Linked DNA regions of Homo sapiens: region 1 is linked to region 2. The links are chromatin loops, found by intact Hi-C in ENCODE. Cell type or tissue: PC-9. All regions are shown on one strand. Links, peaks and the distances in the headings refer to the core of each region. The heading gives the core; the rest is flanking DNA. Region 1 has its middle 62 kb from the start of ACSL3-AS1. Region 2 has its middle 200 kb from the start of KCNE4.

Evidence for each region. Hi-C counts contacts between places; a loop is a spot of excess contacts. Peaks named below come from ENCODE experiments on the same cell type or tissue, not always from the same donor. Only the 100,000 strongest peaks of a DNase experiment are listed, where the experiment ranks them.
Region 1: a loop joins it to region 2, with 8 times the contacts of the local background. A loop is called at or near these places in 6 of 110 quality-filtered maps.

What each region holds. Positions count from the first base shown.
Region 1 is chr2:222,976,202-222,987,384 of GRCh38, forward strand. No RefSeq gene overlaps it. Among named protein-coding and RNA genes, the nearest start is that of ACSL3-AS1, 62 kb to the left of the region's middle. In PC-9, for the core only: a CTCF peak has its summit at 5,960 (motif pointing right); a DNase peak (open chromatin) is centred at 6,040; H3K27ac peaks cover 1,278 bases.
Region 2 is chr2:223,242,200-223,253,382 of GRCh38, forward strand. It overlaps the pseudogene RN7SL807P. Among named protein-coding and RNA genes, the nearest start is that of KCNE4, 200 kb to the left of the region's middle. In PC-9, for the core only: a CTCF peak has its summit at 5,128 (motif pointing right); no DNase peak of the experiment used is centred there.

The sequences.
Region 1 (11,183 bases), core at 3,654-8,653, 270 kb before region 2:
AATGATAATATTAGCTGATGTCTGTTAGCACTTCATCAGGAAGTAGGCACTACATGAAGCCTTACATGCAATATCTCATTTAATTTCCTCAACAATCATATGAGGTGGGTACTGTCATTATTACCATTTTACAGATGAGTAAAGTGGAGGCTCAGAGGGATTAAGAAGTTTGCTTGAGACTGGTAAGGGGCAGATCTAGGAGTCAAACAAGGTCTGTTTGACTCCGAATTCATGTTCTTAAAAATGTCTTTGCTTTGCTGTCCTGTATGAGCTTTTGACACATTTGTTGCACAGTAAAAACAATGGGGTCCACACGCATTCTGATCACTGTGGATTCCTGCACATCTTACCAAGAACAACTGTCTGTACTTCAAGACTGCTGACCTTAACATGTCTGTTGCTGGGGAGGGGGAGGAGGAAGAATGCAAGAGGATACAATTCTTCCTTCTGCTTTACTGCATCACCCAGATCCCCATATAAAGGATCTATTGAAGAATAAAATAACCCGTCTTATTTTTCATCATCTAATCACCCCAGGAAATCAAGTTAAAGATTAAATCCTGAACGCACCAATGTTATTAGACATCACCATCGAGGGCTTTAGCCCATTAGGTAATATCAAGCTCCTGACAGGTCACTGATTTCTTAATTGGCAGCTTGTGACTCATAGCTAAAGAAGGGAAGAAAAGCTCTATGATCCTGCAATGTCCTAATTGCCAATTGAGTTTCTCTCAGAGGGCATGCTCTGTGTATTTTGAAAACCTCATACTGCCACCTGCAATTTCATGATCACCCAGGAAACTTTCAGATATCTTCAAAGATGTTACTTTCCTGTAGGTGTTATTTCCACTAATGAGACCAGAGGGCAAGGCGACCTTGTCTTCCTCCTTCTGAAACTTTGTCTTCATCCTTCACTGTCTGCTATTTACTGCCACAGGGCTGTCTTTACCTAGTCCCTATTTCTCTGAAATTCTTCTTGAATTTTAAACACTTTATTTTTACCCTTTTCAGAGAAGCAGCAATGCCTCTGGCTCAAAGACAATGCATTTGGGTACAACTGGCTGCCTGCAGGGTGAACCTCACCCTTCAGGCCTCGTCACAGCAGAGGAGTGGCTCAGGCACCAGGGCCCAGGCGCCGGGCACACCTGCTACATTCCTCCAACTGTGAGTAGCCATGGGGGAGTTGGGGGCACACAAGATGAAAAGAACATTTTTTTTTTTTTGAGACAAGGTCTTGCTCTGTCACTTAGGCTGGAGTGCAGTGGTGCAATCACGGCTCACTGCAGCCTGGACCTCCTGGGCTCACACGATCCTCCAACCTTAGCCACCTGAATAGCTGGGACCACAGACATGTGCCACAGTGCCCAGCTAATTTTTGTATTTTTTGTAGAGACAGGGTTTTGCCATGTTGTCCAGGCTGGTCTTGAACTCCTGACCTCAGGTGATCCACCTACCTTGGCCTCCCAAAGTGCTGGGATTACAGGTGTGAGCCACTGTGCCTGGCCAAAAGACCTGCTTTCTGTCTTCATAGTGTTTACAGTCTAATGTGGAGGAAAATAAAAGTCTATAAAATAAGCACAGTACAAGAAAAAATGTAGCAGATTTCTTAAGAAATATCTTCACCAAAGTGCTATAGAAATTAAGAGAAGAAAATGGTATTTCCATACAAGCCATGTCAGATGCATTGCAGAAGCCCCCTGCTTTCAAAACTCTTCTCCAGCACAGTATAAATACACTATTAAGCCTAAACCAACCTGATTCTAATTTTTCCCTACAAGTGAATGTGTGTTTAACAGCCCAGGTTGTTCCACTTAACGGCAGGTGTTGCCCAGTATTGCCTCTGCTTCATTCCGTTCCTTTCTTCTCTGCATTTGGCTTGGTGCCCCTGAAGGTCACTCTGTTGTCCAGCTAAAGATGGTGAATGTTCCCTCTCCAGGCAGAAGCAGGCCATTGGGTGGGTATTTCTGAAGGGCTCGGAACATCGTTCCAGAGGGTCCCCAGATTGCTCTGGATTCTGACAGTGGTACCTGGACGTGATACTCAAGTTTCCTTGAATGGAGACATGATGCTTCTCCAGCAAGTGTTAAAGTTACCCAGATACTTCTGAAACTTGTGAAAAGATATGGCTTTTTCATGTATGTTATTTTCACTAATGAGACCGGAAGGTCTTTCCCTTCTATCACCCTGTCTCCATCCTTCTTTATCTATGTCAACATGAAATAATCAAAAGGATCAGAATCCAGTATTCAAGAGTTTGTTCAAGTGAAAAGCTGGGAATAACCACTTAGAAGACACAAACTCCAGAAAAATGGGTTCAGTCCTCCAAAATTAAAAGTTACCTTCCTGCTTATATTGGCAGAAAACAAAGAAGCTTGATAGGATTATAGCATTTTCTATACAGGGCTTGTTGGTGATTTACAACAATTTAATTCATTACAGTTTGTTTTCTTTTCCACAGGGCTTGTTTTCATTTTCTTTCCAATTTAAAAGAATGTATTCAACATTCCATCTTTAGAAAATGTGATAACCATCAAGTCTTTGCATGAGAAAGGTAAGAGGGAAGTTAATCTATAATGAAGATCAACTGTGAAGAGGGATGGGGTCTTCCCTGCCTCCCTTTAGTCATTTACAACATTTAAAAAAACAATGCAGGTAAGGAAGAAGTCTAATCTATAATGAGAGAAACAACAGTTACACCTGCCCAGGTTACAGATGCCTCTCACATGACTCAGGCACTATAGTCATATTTCTTTAAAACTCAAAATAGTTTGGAGTCCCCACAGCCTAGATTTTATTTTCACATCTGCAAGTCATTGAGAACTACTCCTGTCTCCTTGTCCCTCCCTATACCATTTCCTCCCCCTTCTCTGAGTTCTTTTTCCCAGTCTCCTTTGCTGGGCACCTCACAACCCCCACTCATCCTTACATGCTGAAGTCATCCAGGATTTGCTTCCAGATTCCTTGCTTCTATTTCTGAACCCACCTGTTCCTTTTAACCATTTGCCTGGTTTAATTCCCATTGCCTTTCCCCTTGAATGTAAAAATTGAAGTATGACTTACTTGCCTTAAAGTGCACACTTCTTAAATATATATGTGATGAATTTTTACTTATATGTACACCTATGTAGCTGCCAGTTAAACCAAGGTTAGAGAATTTCCAGCTTCCAGAAATGCTCCTGCATGACCATCTCAGCCAGTACCCCACAACGAAGCCTCGAGTCTGACCTCCACCATCATAGGTTAGTTTTGTTTACTTTTGGACTTCATATAAATGGAATCATACCGTGTGTACTCTTCTGTCTTTAATTTGTTTCATTGAACATTATGTCTATGAGATTCACACATGTATCAGTAGCTTATTCTTCTTATTTGGAGTGATTTCAGATACTCCCTACTGATAGCATTGTCTCATGAGCATGAGGCAGTGGGGGAAGAGGAAAATTACAGATAAAAATATAAATAACACCAAATCTGCTGACTATAACGGTTTGAGAATTCCAAGGGAGTTTGAGAATGTTGAGACTGTCTCAGGCAGTGAGTCTTTGGTGGTTAAAGTAAAGCCAGAACTGTTTCCAGCCATATGACCCTTTGAGTCCAATGGCACCTTAGAGTTATGGGAAGTTGTTTACCTGGGAGACGATAATGTCCACATCTCAGTGTCCAGTGCCCTGGTGTTGAACACCTAGACACCTAGACTAGTACTTTCTATTTTGAGCAAAGATGGGACCTTGTGCTCCTGGGACCTTTAAATTTTTGTGAGGAGCCAGTGGATATGTCGGTGCACCGGCATTGAGACTACATGAATACTACGTCTTGCAAATGTATTTATTGCCACTTTTGTGGTCTGCATAGATGCTCTTCTGATTAATAAATATAAAAGTACTAGATGTATCATTGACTCCATTGTTTTCTGCCATTTAGATAGCTTTTTAAAAAATGAAGCAAAAGGAAAAGTATGATGACATTCATGTAGAAGTGCTTTGGAAATTTTCTGGTATTAAGATATGTTCTTTTATACTTAGAAAGGTTAGAAACCATCTCGGTTTATTGTACCCAGAAAGCATTTAGGGCTCAAAATGTGCTCGTTGAATGTTGAACAAACAAGGAGATGGGGCTCCTGGGAGAGTAAGTGACTAGACAAAGGTCTCACTGCAGTTAATGGAAAAACTGCACAGGAAGGCAGGTCTCACGGCATCAAGAAAGTCTAAATTTTTACCCCTAAGGTTTTGCATAGATAACGGCTCCTGGGAACCATCTTCTACCCTCCTTGTGTCTGGGTCTTTCTAATTAGGCTTTCTCCCTTGTGTACCAAATTCTCCCACAAATCACTAAAGATTTTATAGGCCTTAAATTGAAAACAAGATGATATCATTTTGTCATAGTGCACAAGTTAGTAATAAAATAGTGTGATTGTTTTTCAGTGATTTGATTTGAGAAGTTTGTAGTTATTTGTGCCCAGACAGGTTAACCAGTAACTGCTTAGCCAGCTTGTCTGCATTCAGTTCACTCTTTAGAAGGAGCAGCCTTTGACTAACCTCTCCCCATTTCCCCCATCCCCAGCCTCTGGCGGCCACTCTTCCACTCTATTTCTATGAGTTTGACTTTTTTAGATTCCACATAGAAGCAAGATCATACCGTCTTTGTCTTTCCCTGTCTGAGTTATTTCACTTGGCATCATGTCTTCCAGGTTCATCCAAGTTGTCGCAAATGGCAAGATTTGCTTCTTTTTGGCTAAATAATATACAATTATATATATATACACACACACAAACACACATATACATGTATTTCACAATTTATGTATTCATGTCAATGGACACTTATGGTGGTTATACCTTGGTTATTGTGAACAGTGCTCCAATGAATAACGGAGTGCAGCTATCTCTTTGAGCTATTGATTTCATTCCTTCTCAACACCACACACACACACACACACACACACACACACACACACACACACACACACACACACTGGTAAGTAGGTGAGGTGATGGATGTATGAACAAAATTGATTGTGGTCATCATTTTTTCACAATATATACATATATCAAATCCTAATATTGTACATCTTAAACTGATAGAGTTTTGTCAGTTAGTTATACCTCAATAAAGCTGGAAAAAATAAATAAAAGGAACATCCTGCTGGCTGTCTCTGTGGGACAGCCTGGCCCAGCAGAGCCACTCTCCAGACACTGCACATGCATGTGTCCCTGTAAGAAGCCGCTGCTGTTCCTTCCTGAACAGTGAAGCTGGTCCCTGTGAGATGTTGCCATCCTTGGGGGAATACCTCAAGTGGCTTCTGCAATGTTCAAAGGCTTCTGCGACAACCTCAAACCGACCTCTAGCCCTCCAAAGATTGTGCTGGACTCTGCCTGGAAGGGTGAGGGAGGTGCCCATTTTTTCTCTTGCCCAAAGACCCTCCCCTTCTTCCATGTGTGCCTGAAGCTGTCTTGAGGCACCAGAGAGCCCCTGTCTGTTTTTCACTCATTTCTGCTAAGCCTGTGTTCACAGATTGAGGTAAACCCCGCTGGAGAAATAGAATCTGCTTTCAGCTTCATCTGCAGAACTAGGTCACTTTAGTCTTTTGCTAACCAGATTACCAATAAAAATTGCCTGGAAAAAGATGGAGAATGAAAACAAACAAAATGAAACAACATTAAGACAAAAGATAAATCTGTGATAATTTCTTGAGTATAGCATGTTTCTATTTCTGCTTCTGTGGTTCAGATATTAAAGACTTAAAGTAAATCTCTTTGTTGTAAGATTAAAGAGAATTTCCCATATTAAATAAAATTAAAAGCTTGGATTAAAGGAAGCAACACTATCAGCTAGTTTCTTCCATTGGTTGCATCATCGACATCTTTGAACCCCAGGATTTAAGATGGAGCAACTTCCAAAAACTCTTGTCCTTTCAAGCCATTTCTGCGGTGACACTGAGGCTACTGGGGAATCTGTTTGGCCAGTGGAGGGCACTTCAGCCTCTTGCTCTGGGTGTAATCACTTTGCTTTTCACACATGACCTGGCAGAGCTGATGCAACTCTAGTGCCTCACACAAACATTTCCATTTGCAACCTACTGGATTGTGTCATTCATCTCTTTTTGCTCTTGCATTTCCTTCTAATATTGAAGGTAGACTTGCTGGCTTGGAAACCTGACATCTGTGCTTTGAAGTCTAGGAGGATGAAAAAGTCTTGAAGCCAGGACAAGATGGCCCGCAAAGGGATCAGGTTTTATTCTGACCAAAATAAAGACTTTTTAAAGACTTTTGAAGCCTTGTTTATGCTATCAGGGCTCCAATTTAAAAGATGTCACTGTCAGTAGATGTCTTCTGATTTTGAGAAGCACATGTGATGAGTTCTGGGTCACTCACCTTCCCACGGTGTCCTCGGTGTTCCTAGCCTCATTGTTGCTCTCAGCCAGCCTCAACCAAAACCACTTCCTCTGGAAGCCTGTCCCTTCCCCCACTCCCATTTGCGAGTCTTCCCAGATGCCCTTTTCTAGTGCTTCAACCACGGTCCCCCACCTGCCTCTCCCTCTACCTGCTCCCTTAACAGCTCCACCTTGCCCCTCCTCTTAAGGGTGAGGAGTAGCTACAGGTAGAGAAATACTTAACGTCATGCTTTTATTTTTGGACTCCCCAGTAGACCTGAGTGCTTTATTCAAGGAGGACATCAGCATTGATTTTCCCTCTCAGCAAAGTGCTTTAAAGGTGAAAGTGCCTTTTCACAGAGCTGGGGCCACCTTGCATCATAGCCTTGGAGCCATTTCTGTGTGGCAGAGAGAAGGCTACCCACTCCTTCCCCACTTCCCGTCTCCATTGACAGCCTTCTCTTTGAAGCTGATGTGTGCCTCTGACTTTCTGCAACCCTGAACTTTCAGCATTGTGTTTTTCGGCTAGCCATTCTACAGCTTGATCATCTGAATGCAGATATGCATAGAGGTTCTGCTCGTGACCATGTGACCCACCTTTGTATCCTGCAAGAACAATGGGATTGGTGTGGAGGATGAGAGCTGGAGCTCTGGAGTCAATATGCCTAGAGGGAATTGTGGATTACTATCATGTAATCTTCAGCAAGCTAATTAATGGCTCTGTGCCTTAGTTTCCTCCTCTGCAAAATGAAGGTAGTAACGGAAGCTACTCATGGGATCATTAAAAGAATTCTATGAGACAGTACTTATTATAAATTTAAAGTGGTTTGTGACATATAGTAAATGGTCAAAAAATGTTAGCTAGTAGTCAAAATAGAAGTAGGGTGAGATTTAATTACATTTATAAAAATCACTCAAGCCTGCAAATGCCCAGTGCACCTGAGGGAGTGACAGAATCATCATTGTCCAAATCTAGTTCCTACTTGTCCCAAGCAAGAAAATGTCAGGGCAAACAGCTCCGTCCTTTCTTCCTCCATCTGTGAGGTAGCAATGTGAATGCCTCTCTTCCTTTTTCTCTAGGTACCCATAGTAGGAGAGACAATGTATTCTACACCAGGACTTCTAAAATGTTCATGTGCGTAGAACTCACTTGGAAATCTTAGACAGATATGGATTCTGATTTAGTAGTTCTGGGCTGGGGCCTGAGAGTCTACATTTCTTTTCTTTCTTTTCTTTTTTTCTTTTTGAGATGGAGTTTTGCTCATTTTTCCCAGGCTGGATTGCAATGGCATGATCTCAGCTCATTGCAACCTCTGCCTCCCTGGTTCAAGTGATTCTCTTACCTCAGCCTCCCAAGTAGCTGGGATTACAGGCATGCACCACCATGCCAGGCTAATTTTTTGTCTTTTTAGTACAGATGGGGTTTCACCATGTTGGTCAGCTGGTCTTGAACTCCAGACCTCAAGTGATCCACCCACCTCGGCCTCCCAAAGTGCTGGTATTACAGGCATGAGCCACCATGCCTGGCTGAGATTCTGCATTTCTTTCAAGGTCACAAGTGCTGCTGTTGCTTCTGGTCTGGGCACCACATTTTGAGTAGCAAAGATCTATACGATGATCTGACCTGGAGGCAGGAGCCCATCTGGGTGAATATTAGGTGGAAAAGAACACCAGGAGTGGCTCAGCTGCTAGGGCTCAGAATGGTGTTTCAGGCTCCTGTGTGGTTATACCCCAGAAATGCAAATGGACTCTTGCTAAAAGGTTCTGAAATGGCCACAAATATTTGAAAACCCTGAGGCCAAGGCCATCTTATTTTGGGCTCAGTCTTTATGTATTTTTATTTTAAATATTTATTTTATAGATCTATCTATCTATGTATCTAGCTATCTAGCTATGTCTGTGGTCCCCCACCCAGAGATGGACTCAGTACACAAGGGCCATTTTCCACACCCCTGATTGCAGTCACAACCAATTAGCAGGACCCAAGGACCCATTCCCTAGTCCCTATATATATGTACACACACACGCACACACACTCACACACACACTTTTTTTTCAAGAGAATCATAGTAAACTTTAAAAAGGGACTCAAACATGCATTTTGAAAGCAAAGGTAGTCACAGTAAATGCAGTACATTTTTGAAAAAATGATTCAGATATACATTTTAAAAGAAAAGTCACAATATTTTCAGCATTTTAAAGTTTTAGGAATACATGACATAAAGTTCTTGTGACTCTGGAGCCCTACTTTCCTCTTTATCCTCCCTTCTGTGTATGTACAAATCACACATTCATATCCATATTTCATTTGGCTAAAATGGTAAGTTTCTAAGCTTGTAATTCTTCACTGTTATTGTAAGGGGAACTTGAGGGAGGTGGTCAAAGTGAGGGGCAGGGAAGGAGCCCTTCCCGGTGAGCAGCAGCAAACTACCACTGGAGCAAGGTCAAGACTGTCTTGATTTGCAGCTAGTTCCATCAGCCCAGAGTTTTTCAGAGCACACCAGCAGCTCTGAAGTTTCCTATCCTGTGTTTTAATGTGGTTTTTTGAGATTTAATTTTGGTGAATCAGATCCTCAGGGGCATACATTTTTATATTCTAGGCTAAAGCTGCCACAGGGAGGGAAACGTAGGGATTCTTTTTTAGATTAAGTGGTATCTGTCATTTGCAGATACTCATCTTTGCAGATGCCCATCTTTGATGGCACTTTTTATGTAGGTAAGTTTTGTGGTCCATGGGTCTCTGGTTCATAGTACGTGGCTGACTCAGAAGAGAGACTCTATCCACAAAGGTGTAATCACTTGACACCCTCTTTGTGCCTGCTGCACAGACAAAACCAATTCACTGAGACCACGGTATTGCAGTAAAGAAAGAGTTTAATTAATGCTAGGCTAAACACATGGAAGATGGAGTTATTATTACTCAAATCAGTCTTCCCAAAGGCTTGGAGGTTAGGCTTTTTCAAGGCAGGGGACTAGGGAATGGGTCCACATGATTGGTTGGGGATGCAGTCATAGGGTGTGGAAAATGGTCCGTGTGCTGAGTATGCCTCTGGGTAGGTTTAGGGGGTGCAGAAGATCAGTTGAGTCATGAGCCATGAGTCTAGGTGGGATTACTGAGTTTCCAGAATGCAAAGGTCTGAAAAGCATCTCAAAAGACCAATCTCAGGTTCTATAATAGTAATGTTATCTATAGGAACAATTGGAGAAGGCACAAATCTTGTAACCTCTGGCCACATGACTCCTGAGCGGTAGGAGGTTATAGAAACTATATCTACATTTTAGTGGAGTTCAGGCTCCTCCCATAATCCTAATCTCATGGCCTTTCACCAGGTTTTTGCACTGAGCAAGGGGAGAATTAGTTTTAGGGAGGAACTGTTCTCATCCTTGCTTCCAAGTTAAACTATAAACTAAATTCCTCCCATGGTTAGCTTGGCCTACGCCCAGGAATAAGCAAAGACAGTCAGCCTGTGAGGCTAGAAGCAAAATGGAGTCAGCCCTGTTAGACTTCTCTCACTGTCATAATCTTTACAAAAGAGGTTTCAAGGTTGCCAGGAGAGTTTCACAGGACCTGGTCCATTTGGATGTAAGACACCTCTTTCTTCAGACTTCCTCCATGTGGACCCATTCTGCTGCTGGACTGGATATGTTGATGTGAAATTTGCTGTTGACCTGGCAGTCTACATTCATGCTGCAGAAGGACAGTCGTAGCAATGTATTTCCTGAGTATTGGAAGAAACAGCCAAAAAAGAATTGACTTCACCTTGAGATGAACCCCGTACCCTTGAACCTGTAGATGTATATTCATGAAAACAAATGGAAGGACTTTGGGCACTTGACCTCTATTTTGTTACAATTTATATTATTAGCAGCAGAGATTTAGGCCAGGAGACTGGATTCTTGTTTGTGACCTTGATAGAACGTATTAACTTTATTTATGTTGTAATGTGAATGATTCTTTGACTTTAGGAGAGGGAAGTCCACTTCCTTGAATGTAAGTTATACATTTTATTTTATTTTTCCGTCAACTGGGAGAAGTCCATCTCTCTACTAGGCTGATAAGCTCTTACCATATGTACATGTCTTTCCTTTTATATGTTTAAATCTTTGAATTTTATAGAATACTAAGAATTGAAACTTTATGCACTTTTGAACCTTTGAAATCTTTCTTTCTGCTAGGACCATACGACACTTAAATATACCTAAATTATATCTTATTAGATTTTGAATATTTTATATGGCTCTGTCTGATTTGATGCCAGAACTCACTGGGTAATTCTACTATTATTCTCCCTGGAGTTAAAAACTGCTTTTTATTTATATTCACTCTTCCTAATCTTTGTCAGTACACAAATGTGATTGAATAACAAGGCTCAACAGAAATACATGAAAGTATTTCACTCTCTTTTAAAATGTTTTATGTTAACTCTTTTTCATTTTGTGTACAACAAGTATTTTTCTAAAAACTTTATTTCTCAGACCCCTTTGAGAATCTGACAGGCTGTAGATTCTCTTTCTAGAAAAATACACACACATATAAGACATTTTGTCCCGGCTCTTAATTATTGGTTATTACTGGGTTATATTAAATTCTTTATCTGCACTTCACTTTTTGTGGTATTTCTGTCTTCCTATTTTTTCTTATATTTTCTCATTTATTTGTTCTTTCTTTTAATCAATTTCCTTTCTTTCAATTTAATATCTAAGTACTATAACACAGCTATGAGCGCATTGCTATAGGCACATAAAATATTGAACAACGAGCTTCCTCTTTGGGATCAGAGAATATTGCCAAGAGGCAGGAGGAACTTTGAGC
Region 2 (11,183 bases), core at 3,203-8,202:
TTTGATTTTTTAATAATTGCCATTCTGACTGGTGTGAGATGGTATCTCATTGCAGTTATGATTTCAATTTCTCTAATGATCAGTGATATTGGGCATTTTTTCATATGCTTTTTGGCCACATGTATGTCTTTTTTTTGAAAAGTATCTGTTCATATCACTTGCCCACTTTTTAATGGGGTTATTTTTTCTTGTAAATTTGTTTAAGTTCCTTGTAGATACTGGATATTAGACCTTTGTCAGATGAATAGATTGCAAAAATATTCTCCCATTTGTCTGTTCATGCTGATGATCATTTCTTTTGCTGTGCAGAATCTCTTTAGTTTAATTAGATCCTGTTTGTCAATTTTTGCTTATTGCAATTGCTTTTGGCATCTTCATCATGAAATCTATGTCCTGAATAGTATTGCTTAGATTTTCTTCTAGGGTTTTCATAGTTTTGGGTTTTATATTTAACTCTCTAATCCATCTTGAGTTGATTTTTATATACAGTATTATGAAGGGGTCCAGTTTCAATTTTCTGCATATGGCTAGCCAGTTCTCCCAGAGCGACTTATTAAAGAGGTAATCCTTTCCCCATTGCTTGTTTTTGTCAGGTTTGTCAAAGATCAGTTGGTTGTAGGTGTGTGGTTTTATTTCTGGGTTTTCTATTCTGTTCCATTGGTCTATGTGTTTGTTCTTATGCCAGTACCATGCTGTGTTGGTTACTGTAGCTTTGTAGTATCATTTAAAATCAGGTAGCGTGATTTCTCCAGCTTTGTTCTTTTTGCTTAGGATTGTCTTGGCTATTTGGGCTCTTTTTTTGGTTCCATATGAATTTTAAAATATTCTTTTCTAATTCTATGAAGAATATCAATGGTAGTTCAATAGGAATAGAATTGAATCTGTAAATTGCTTTGGGCAGTATGGCCATTTTTATGATATGGATCCTTCCTATCCATGAGCATGGAATGTTTTTCCATTTGTTTGTGTCATCTCTGATTTATTTGAGCCGTGGTTTGTAGTTATCTTTGAAGAGGTTCTTCACTTCCCTTGTGAGCTGTATTCCTAGGTATTTTACTCTTTTGGTGGCAATTGTGAATGGGAGTTCTTTCATGATTGTGGCCCTCAGCTTACCTGTTTTGGTGTATGGGAATGCTAGCAATTTTTGCATGTCGATTTTGTATCCTGAGACTTTGCTGAAGTTGCTTATCAGCTTAAGAAGCTTTTGGGGTGAGATGATGGGGTTTTCTAGATATAGAATTACGTCATCTGCAAACAGAGACAATTTGACTTTCTCTTTTTCTGTTTGAATACTCTTTATTTCTTTTTCTTACCTGATTGCCCTGGCCAGAACTTCCAATACTATGCTGAATAGGAGTGGTGAGAGACGACATCCTTATCTTGTCCCAGTTTTCATGGGGAATACTTCTAGCTTTTGCCCTTTCAGTATGATATTGGCCATGGGTTTGTCCTATATGCCTTTTAATATTTTGAGGTATGTTCCTTCAATACATAGTTTATTGAGAGTTTTTAAAATGGAAGGATGTTGAAATTCTTCAAAGAATTTTCTGCATCTATTGAGATAATCATGTGTTTTTTGTCTTTGGTTCTCTTTATGTGATAAGTTACATTTATTAATTTGAAGATGTTGAATCAGTCTTGCATCCTGGGGATAAAGGTTACTTGATCATGGTGAATAAGCTTTTTGATGTGCTGCTGGATTTGGTTTACCAGTATTTTGTTGAGGATTTTTGCATCAATATTCATCAAGGAATTGGCCTAAAGCTTTCCTTTTTTGTTGTATCTCTGCCAGGTTTTGGTATCAGGATGATGTTGGCCTCATAGAGTAAGTTAGAGAGGAGTCCTTCCTTTTCTAGTTTTTTGGAATAGTTTCAGTAGAAATGGTACTAGCTCTTTTTTGTACCTCTGGTTGAATTTAGCTGTGAATCCATCTCATCCTGGGTTTTTTTTTTTGGTAGGCTATTTTCACTGCCTCAGTTTCAGAACCCATTATTGGTCTATTCAGGGATTCAGTTTCTTCTGGTTCAGTCTTGGGAAGGTGCATGTGTCCAGAAATTTGTCCTTTATTCTAGATTTTCTAGTTTATTTGCATAGAGGTGTTTATAGTATTTGCTGATGGTTGTTTGTATTTCTGAGGGGTCAGTGGTGACATCCCTATTATCATTTCTGATTGTGTTTATTTGAATCTTATCTCTTTTCTTCTTTATTAGTCTAGCTAGATGTCTATCTATTTTATTAATTTTTTCAAAATCCAGCTTCTGGATTCACTGATTTTTTGAAGTGTTTTTTTGGTGTCTCCATTTCCTTCAGTTTGGCTCTGATCTTGGTTATTTCTCATCTTCTTCTAGCTTTGTGGTTTGTTTGCTCTTGGTTCTCTAGTTCTTTTTGTTGTGATGTTAGGTTGTTAACATGAGATTTTTGTAGGTTTTTGATGTGAACATTTAGTGCTATAAATTTCGCTGTTAACACTGCTTTAGTTGGGTCCCAGAGATTCTGGTATATCGTATCTTTGTTCTCATTAGTTTCAAAGAACTTCTTGATTTCTGCCTTAATTTCATTATTTACCCAAGAGTCATTCAGGAGCACATTATTCAATTTCCACATAGTTGTGTGGTTTTGGGTGAATTTCTCAGTCTGGATTTTGAATTTGATTGTGCTGTAGTCTGAGAGACTGTTTGTTATGATTTCAGTTCTTTTGCATTTGCTGGGGAATGTTTTACTTTCGATTATGTGATCAATTTTAGAGTAAGTGCCATATGGCAATGAGAATAATGTATATTCTGTTGAATTTGGGTAGAGAATTCTGTAGATATCTATCAGGTCCACTTGATCCAGAGTTCAGTTCAGGTACTTAATATCTTTGATAATTTTCTCTCTCTATGATCTGTCTAATATTGTCAGTGAGGTGTTAAAGCCTCCCACTATTATTGTGTGCAAGTCTAAGTCTATTTGAAGGTCTCTAAGAGCTTGCTTTATGAATCTGGGTGCTCCTGTATTGGGTGCATATATATTTAGGATAGTTCGCTTTTTTGTTGTTGAATTGAACTCTACCTTTATGTCCTTTATGTAACTCACTTTTTTGTCTTTTTTGATGTTTGTTGGCTTAAAGTCTGTTTTGTTAGAAACTAGGATTGCAACCCTTGCTTTTTTCTGTTTTCCATTTGCTTTGTAAATTTTCTTCCATCCCTTTATTTTGAGCCTATGTGTGTCTTTGCATGTGAGACGGATCTCTTGAAGACGGCATACTGATGGGTCTTGGTTCTTTATCCAGCTTGCCATTCTGTGTCTTTTAATTGGGGGCAGTTAGCCCATTTATATTTAAGGTTAGTATTGTTATGTGTGGATTTGATTCTGTCATCATGATGGTAGCTGGTTATTTTGCAGACTTGTTTACATGGTTGCTTCATAGTGTCACTGGTTTGTGTGCTTCAGTGTGTTTTTCTAGTGGTTGGTAACAGTTTTTGCTTTCCATATTTAGTGCTTCCTTCAGGACCTCTTGTAAGGCAGGTCAGGTGGTAAAAAATTTCCTCAGCATTTGCTTACCTGCAAAGGATCTTATTTCAAATTAAACTTCATAAGTGAAAGAGAAATAAGATCCTTTCAGACAAGGAAATAATGAGGAAATGAAATATGAAATTTGGTGTTAGAAATTTTTTTCTTTAAAAATGTTGAATATTGGCCCCCGATCTCTTCTAGCTTATAGGGTTTCCACTGAGAAGCCTGCTGAGAGTGGCTGGAGGCCCTGGCTGGGAGGCTCCAGCTGGGAGGACCTGTCCCATGAAGAGGAGTGGATTGGGGTCACACTTAAAGAAGCAGTCTGGCCATGCCTTGACAAAAGAGCTATGTCTTGGTGGGGAACTGCTTCTGCCCCTCTTGACTTGGACTCTCCAAGGCCCACAAGTTGAAACGGCTGAGTCGTCCAACTAACCCAGGTGGCAGCCCTCCCCTCTCCAAGGCACTCCATCCCAGGGAGAGATCAGAGCTCAGTCCACAGTCTGTGTGGGTAGGTGGGGCTGGAGGGCCTGGCTGGGAGGTCCCACTCAGTGAAGGAGAATGGATCAGGGCCCCACTTAAAGAAGCAGTCTGGCCATGATCTTACAAAGCTACTGTGCTGTGCTGCTGGGGGGACCCTTCCTTGTCAGAACCACCTGGACTCTCCAAAGCCCACAGGCTGGAATGGCTGAGTAAACCAAACAGCAGAGATGGCACCCAACCCTCCCCTTAGGGTCTCTATCCAGTCTCAGGCAGCCTCTATTCTGTTGCCTGTGTCTGGCTGGAATTCCAAGCCAGTGGGTCTTATCTTGTGAGGTGCCGTAGAAGTGGGGCCTGGAGAATGACACTGCTCAACTCCCTGGATTCCACCCCCTTGCAAAAGGTATATGTGGACCTCCCACCTTGCCTGAGTTCCAGACCTGGATCCCCAGGGATCCTGGGGCTGGAGTATACAAAGCTCCTGGATCTCTGTGTTTGCCTGAGCAGCTACTCTGCCAAGACTCCACACAGTTCTGTATGTTGGAACCAAGCCCCTGGTGGCATGGGTTCACAAGGGGATCTCCTGATCTATGGGTTACAAAGACCTGTAGGAAAAGTGTGGTTTCCTGGGGTTGCACAATAACTCACCAATTCCCTTGGCTGGGGGTAGGGGTTCCCTTGGTGCTGTGTTATTCCTAGGTGGTCTGTCATCCCACCCTGCTTTTCTTCATTCTCTGTGGGTGGAGTTGTTTCCCTAATCAGTCCTGGCATAAGAACCTGGATATTTCAGTTGAAGGTGTCATAGTCACTGTCCCATTTCGTTCCTCCCCATGAGTGTCGTGGACCACAGCTGCTTCTAACTGGCCATCTTAGTCCCTCTCCCTATTTTTAAAAATAATGTTTTATTTGCATGTAGCAAAATTTAAATTGATAAACTTGGTTTCACTAACATGAAATAGACTACATTTACTTATTTTAATGGACTTTGTTTCTTAAAATCTTTTTGTCAAATAATGGTACTTTACACTGTGGGAAGTCTTTGGTGTTCTAGTTAATGATGAAGAAGACAGATATTTCATAAATTTATCACTAAATGTGGTTTAAAATGTTTCTTCTTTTCTGGAGTGTATGTATGCCACCACCAGATGGGGGCAGAGTGATGCAGTGAGACTGGGGAAGAGCACTGTTCGGAAACAACATGGTGGAAATCTAGTTGACTGAAGAGCTTCATGTGTATAAACTCAAGATGTTTTGTTTTATAAATTTCCTTTTATGTAAGCGTAACAAAATATAATAAAATGTAACTACTTAGAGCGAATAAAAAAGTATTCTCCTTAGAAGCCAGATCTGCTGTGACCCATCTGTTTTGTTGCATTTTAGTAGTAATTAAGATCTGAGTTCTTCAGAAGGGCTACAAGAATTGGAATCTAAGCTCTCCTATTACAGTAGTGTTATCTCCTGGCTACTCAACTATTTAGGCCTCAGTTTTTTCATCTTCAGTGAAATGGGATTAATAATGGTTCCTATCTCTCTATATTGTGGTGAGGGCAAAATGAAATAATGTTTGTGGTGAGTAGAGCATAGAGTAACGTTTGATGTATGTTAGTCCTTATTGTTCTTATGGATTCTCTGGTCAGCTACCTCCTTTTGTCCCTTCAAACTCCTAAATCTTGCTTAGAATGCTAGCTTTTATAATTCAATCAAATTAGGTGCATTGTAGCTTTGTGGCAAGTAATGGTCTTCATTTCTGTATAAAAATTATATTTTAATCTGTTGGTCTCTTATATATAAGAGTGTTCTAAATATGAGCCCCCAATCAAAAACCAGAAGCTCTTAACTAAAGATACTGATTTACTGTTAAAATGCTTCTCACGTAGGAAACTCTATGCAGTGATGTGTAACAGGAATTTATTCATTAATGATGGTTAGGGATTCTCTATAGCAGCTCAGAATAAAGGTGGGTCGTGAATGAATAAAAAATTCTATGTACATAGTCTGTAAGGGGAAAATAAGGGTATAGAGAAAGCTTAGGAATAAGATAGGCTTACATTATCATCTCCCCTGGTGGTTAGATATTCTTGGGGTAAACCAATTAGCGATTTAGCTTCAATTTCTTCGGTCACAAAATTACAGCAAAAATACAATACTTAATGCAGATGCTCTCAAAATGTCACTTTATTTACCTTTCACCCACAACCAATTTGCTTTTCCTTTTATTATTTTTGGTCATGACTGGAGTGACCACATAATTTGTAGTTCAAATTGGGACACTTTTGAGAAGGAAAGAGTGTGCTAAAAATAATTGAAATTATTATTACTATTTTTTATAAGACATGGGGGTCTTGCTATATTGCCCAGGCTAGAGTTTAGTGGCTAATCACAGGAGTGATCCCACTACTGATCAACACAGGAGTTTTGACCTGCTCCATTTCCGACCTTGGCTGATTCATCCCTTCTTGGGCAATTTGGTCCGCTCCTGGGAGGACACCATATTAATGCCAAACTTAGGGCAAACACCTGATTGGCATACTGTACTACAGCCCAGATCTCTTGGACTCAGGAGATCCTCCTGCCTCAGCTTCCCAAGAAACTGGGACCACAGGTGTGCACCACCACACTCAGCTGTAATTATATAATTTTTGACATTTATGAACGCAATTATTTTTATTATATTGCCCAATGAATAACATGGTCTATTTGAAAATTATTTTCCAACATAAAAATTCTTTTGGAAAGTAAGATAACAGATCTCTGTGTAGATTGAAAAAACAATTTTTTCACTCTACGCACTAATTAGCTGAACATTAAAAATAGCATAAGCAGAATAATTTTTCCTGATACATATTAATGTACTTAAATCAGCTTTTAGCTTTGTCTACTTATAAATTGATACCTTTAGCTATTCCTATTTATTCTATCACTTGTATTTTCTAAAGAATATATTTTTTCAATATAGTTTGTTTCTATTGATAAAAATTGAAACTTTCAAGTTTCATCTTATAGATAATAATTGTGATTAGTTAATACATTCAGTTGACTCTTTTAATAAATGCTATATACTGATACCTTTAACTGACTCAATTTTCAATTGAAAAAAGTACTTCATCCACAGTTGCTGAAGTACCTGGTGAGTACAGAGCAAATTCTGCTAAATGAAGGTTATCCTGAATTGTAATATTTCATAATAAAATGTGTAAATATTTCTACCCAAACATTTTCATATGTATGCTCATTTTGATTCTAGACAGGTGACCTTTCTTCAGCAAATATTTTTACAAGACAAAACTCATTAAATAATTTCTCTAGTTGTGATTTTAAAACAAATTTTGTCAAAATTAGATGTCATAGGACAGAGGCCTTCTGAATTTCATTCAATTGTGTGGTTCAGGAAATAAATCTGTTAAGTTAAAAGTATCTCCATCACATGATTCTGCCTACTGCTTGAGATATTCCAGAGCATAGTTATTTAATCTTCTTCAATATTTCATTTTGAACACTCTTTGAGTTCTTGTTTAATTTATTTGGTTTCAAATTTTATTGGGATAAATCCCAATGACTACCTGTTTATAAGCTTGGTTTTAATAAATCGCGATTCTCTCTAAAAGCTCTGCAAGCTGACATTTTTCCTTGTACCACTCATTGAATAGTTTGATTAAAGGTTCATGACTAATTTTGAACAAAATGTAGCCAAAATGTAGATACTTATTAGAAAATGCTCAATATCATTGTAAGATACTTAGGTTGACTTATATAGAAATCCTTCCAGGGTTCAAACATTTTAAAAATCCAAATTATTATTGATTTAAAAAGTAAGTATTAGAAAATTCAGCATATTATATCCATAAAATATTTGGCCAATTGCTTTTTTGTATATATAGGAAAATATCTGTATATTTTGACAACTGTAACTCCTATTCCTATTAGTAGAATACTGTAGATCATTTGAATACAGTTAAGATTTGTTTGCATAATGCAATTAATTACAAATACATTTCTGCTCCAAAGATTTCATCATTTAATTGGAATATCATTTTTACCATGGCATTATGCTCCATCAAAATCATATTCATATTATCACTGTAAAAAAGTAAATCACACACAAAACTTTGTTTCCAAAGTTGAATTTTTAAACCAAATTTTCAGTAACATTGACAATAGCACTGGATGTTTTGTCTTTGACTGACTGAATCAGTTTCTAACACTTTCTCTTTGATTCCACAACTTTGATGAAAATAATTTAATATTATTGGAATTAACTTTATCGATTTTCCATTAGAAGTGATATACAACAGGCTTCATTTTGCTGTTGCAAAGTTCTGTTAATGGAGCCAACACATTAGCATCTATAAATTCACTATTTTTTACATGCAAAGAAAACCTGGTATTGAAAATCAATTCATGAAATTAACTTAAAAGGTGCTATCATTTGATTTGAATGAAAAGGCATGCTTCACAGAAATATATTCCAGCTTTTTCAAATGCATGTATTAAGTCATCATTTTAAGGCAGGTTCTTCTTAAATAAATACAAACTCTGAAAGTAGATGTTGACATATTTTTAGAGATTTGAGTCTCGTAGTTGTTATGAGGTCCATGTTATTCCTATAGATCCAAAAGAGGATGTTCAGTATTGAAAAACATTTTGAGCAAGTTAAATGTTCATCATGAACTTTCTTAAGAAATGGTGATTCAGGTTGATTCATTAAATATGCACCTTTTTGAGCTCATTACTGTTTAAAGGATTCAATATCAAATAAAAAAGAAAACCAAACAATAAAATCGTTGTTAGATTATACCATAATGCAAACTACCCTAGAAGAGCAATCAGACTATTCTAGACATTCTATGGCAGGACTGCTCAGCCTCTATTTCCCACACTTTGGTGTTCAGTTAAGCTATAATTTCCCATGTTGTCCCCTGATCCCACCAACTGACAGCCTAGGAGTTACCAGCATTCCACAGGCTGGCTCACCCAATAGCTGGCAGAGACAGCAACATGCAATACTTCTCCCACCACCACCCTTCTCCAGTTTATATTGTCTGAGCCAGCCTTATTGCACCAGCGATCACCACTGAGTGAGAAGTGTTAGTTTCTGGGTGGGGTAGGGAAAGGACAGATGGGTTTATCTTTGGTTGTCTTTTAGGTTTCACCACGTGTTCAAGTGAGCATCTTTTTTTACTGCACACATCTCTCATGTATGCTGCTAGACAAGACCCTGGTAGAAGTTACAAGTTCTTTTTCTTTCTTTCTTTCTTTTTTTTTTTTTTTTTTGAGAAAGAGTCTCGCTCTGTCACCCAGGCTGGAGTGCAATGGCGCAATCTTGGCTCACTGCAACCTCCGCCTCCTGGGTTCAAGCGATTCTCCCACCTCAGCCCCTCGAGTAGTTGGAATTACAGGCGTGTGCCACCATGCCCGGCTAATTTTTGTATTTTTAGTTAAGGGGTTTCACCATGTTGGCCAGGCTGGTCTCAAACTCCTGACCTCAAGCGATCAGCCCGCCTCAGTCTCTCAAAGTGCTAGGATGCCAGGGTGAGCCACCGCACCCAGCTGGAAGTTGCAAGTTCAAAGTGGAGTTCTACCAAACTCATTTAGCTTATTGCAATACAGCCAAAAACATCAGGGACAAATGCTTAAAGTGAGAAGACTTTGGGAATTCAGGAGGTAACCAGGGCTGTGGCGCGCAGCCAGGGTATGTGGGTGCACTACGCATAAGGAGCTTTATCCACGCAACACTCTTGGTCCTGTCTCACTCTTATTATCCCACGTTTCCACTTCTCCTAAATGCTCGTTCATTTTAAGAGAAGTGACTCGGTTACTTGGCTCCTTCTCTCCTTTCCTTAGCTTTTTATGGGCAATAAAACCCAGCTTCTTCCTAGCTTAATGATTTAGCTTTGCTTTAAGGGTTTAATGATAGTTATAACTCAGTCTTTATAGATTTTTTTTTTTTACTCTGAAAGAGAAGGCATTTTCAATCATGTGATTGAGAAATCATTCTTAAAAATAAAAATGCACTGGGATTTTAACATGTTGATTACAGGTACCTTTCTGTTTCTCAGAAAAGGTAAAATTACTAGTAGAAATGAAATTGGGAGAAGTATGGGACATGTAAGCTCTCCTATGACTGAACATCCCAGTTAGAGTTGGGTGAACCTCAGAGAAAGCTAGTTTCATGGCACTGTATTCAGTTAGTTACTCTTACGTTGTTTTGTAAATGTTTTATATATTTCAGTGTGTTGTGTTTCTCCAACTAGATTGTAAACTCATTGAGGGCTTTTTATCATTTTAGTATTACTCTATAAATTTTAGTATAGTTTCCATGTTTATTTAGTCACTGTATTTATTGACTGGTAGTTAACAAAATTTCTCTGACTTTTTACCTGTAAAAAGAACCAATTTCTCTTTTTCCCTCGTCATCTTTGAGTCCTAGTCAGTGAAAAAGAAAGAAAGAAAGAAAGAAAGAAAGAAAGAAAGAAAGAAAGAAAGAAAGAAAGAAAGAAAGAAAGAAAGAAAGAAAGAAAAAGAAAAAAGAAACCAGAAGCTTATCTCTTGAGCCTGAGGAATGTGCCAGGCAGGAAGCCATGCCTTTAGTAAGATACATGGATTGGCTAGGTTTATTCCCCACCGTAACTCAACTTCTTGTATTGAATTGCAAGTTGAAACAGTAAAGTGCACAATCTTGACTTTACAATGCAATGACTTTTTACAAATGTATACACTCATGTAACTACCAAGGTCAACTTAAATTATTTCCAGCACCCGAAGCCCCTTTCTTCCATCTTCCAGTTAATGATCCCCATAAAATCAACACCATTCTGACTTCTTTCACTATAGATTCATTTTGTTTGTTTGTGGACTTTGAAGAAAGAGAATCACAGTGTACCTAGCCCTTGGCATCTAGCTCTCTACTTTTTAGAGTCAAAATTTGAATTGAGTTGTAATATATAGCAAAGTGCACAAATAAGTATATATTATAGCTCTTTGAACTTTTACTAAATAAATCTATTCAGCCAACCAGCACCCATATCAATTAAGTAAAATATTTCCAATACTCCTGTATTCCTTATTCGTGTCCCTTCCAATCAGTTCTTCAATGTTAAAGATAACCATTTTTCTGACTTCTAAGACTATAGAATAATTCGTCTTTATATAAGTGAGATCATAGAATGTGTCCACTTCTGCGTTTGACTTCTTTCACTCAAAATTATAGCTGG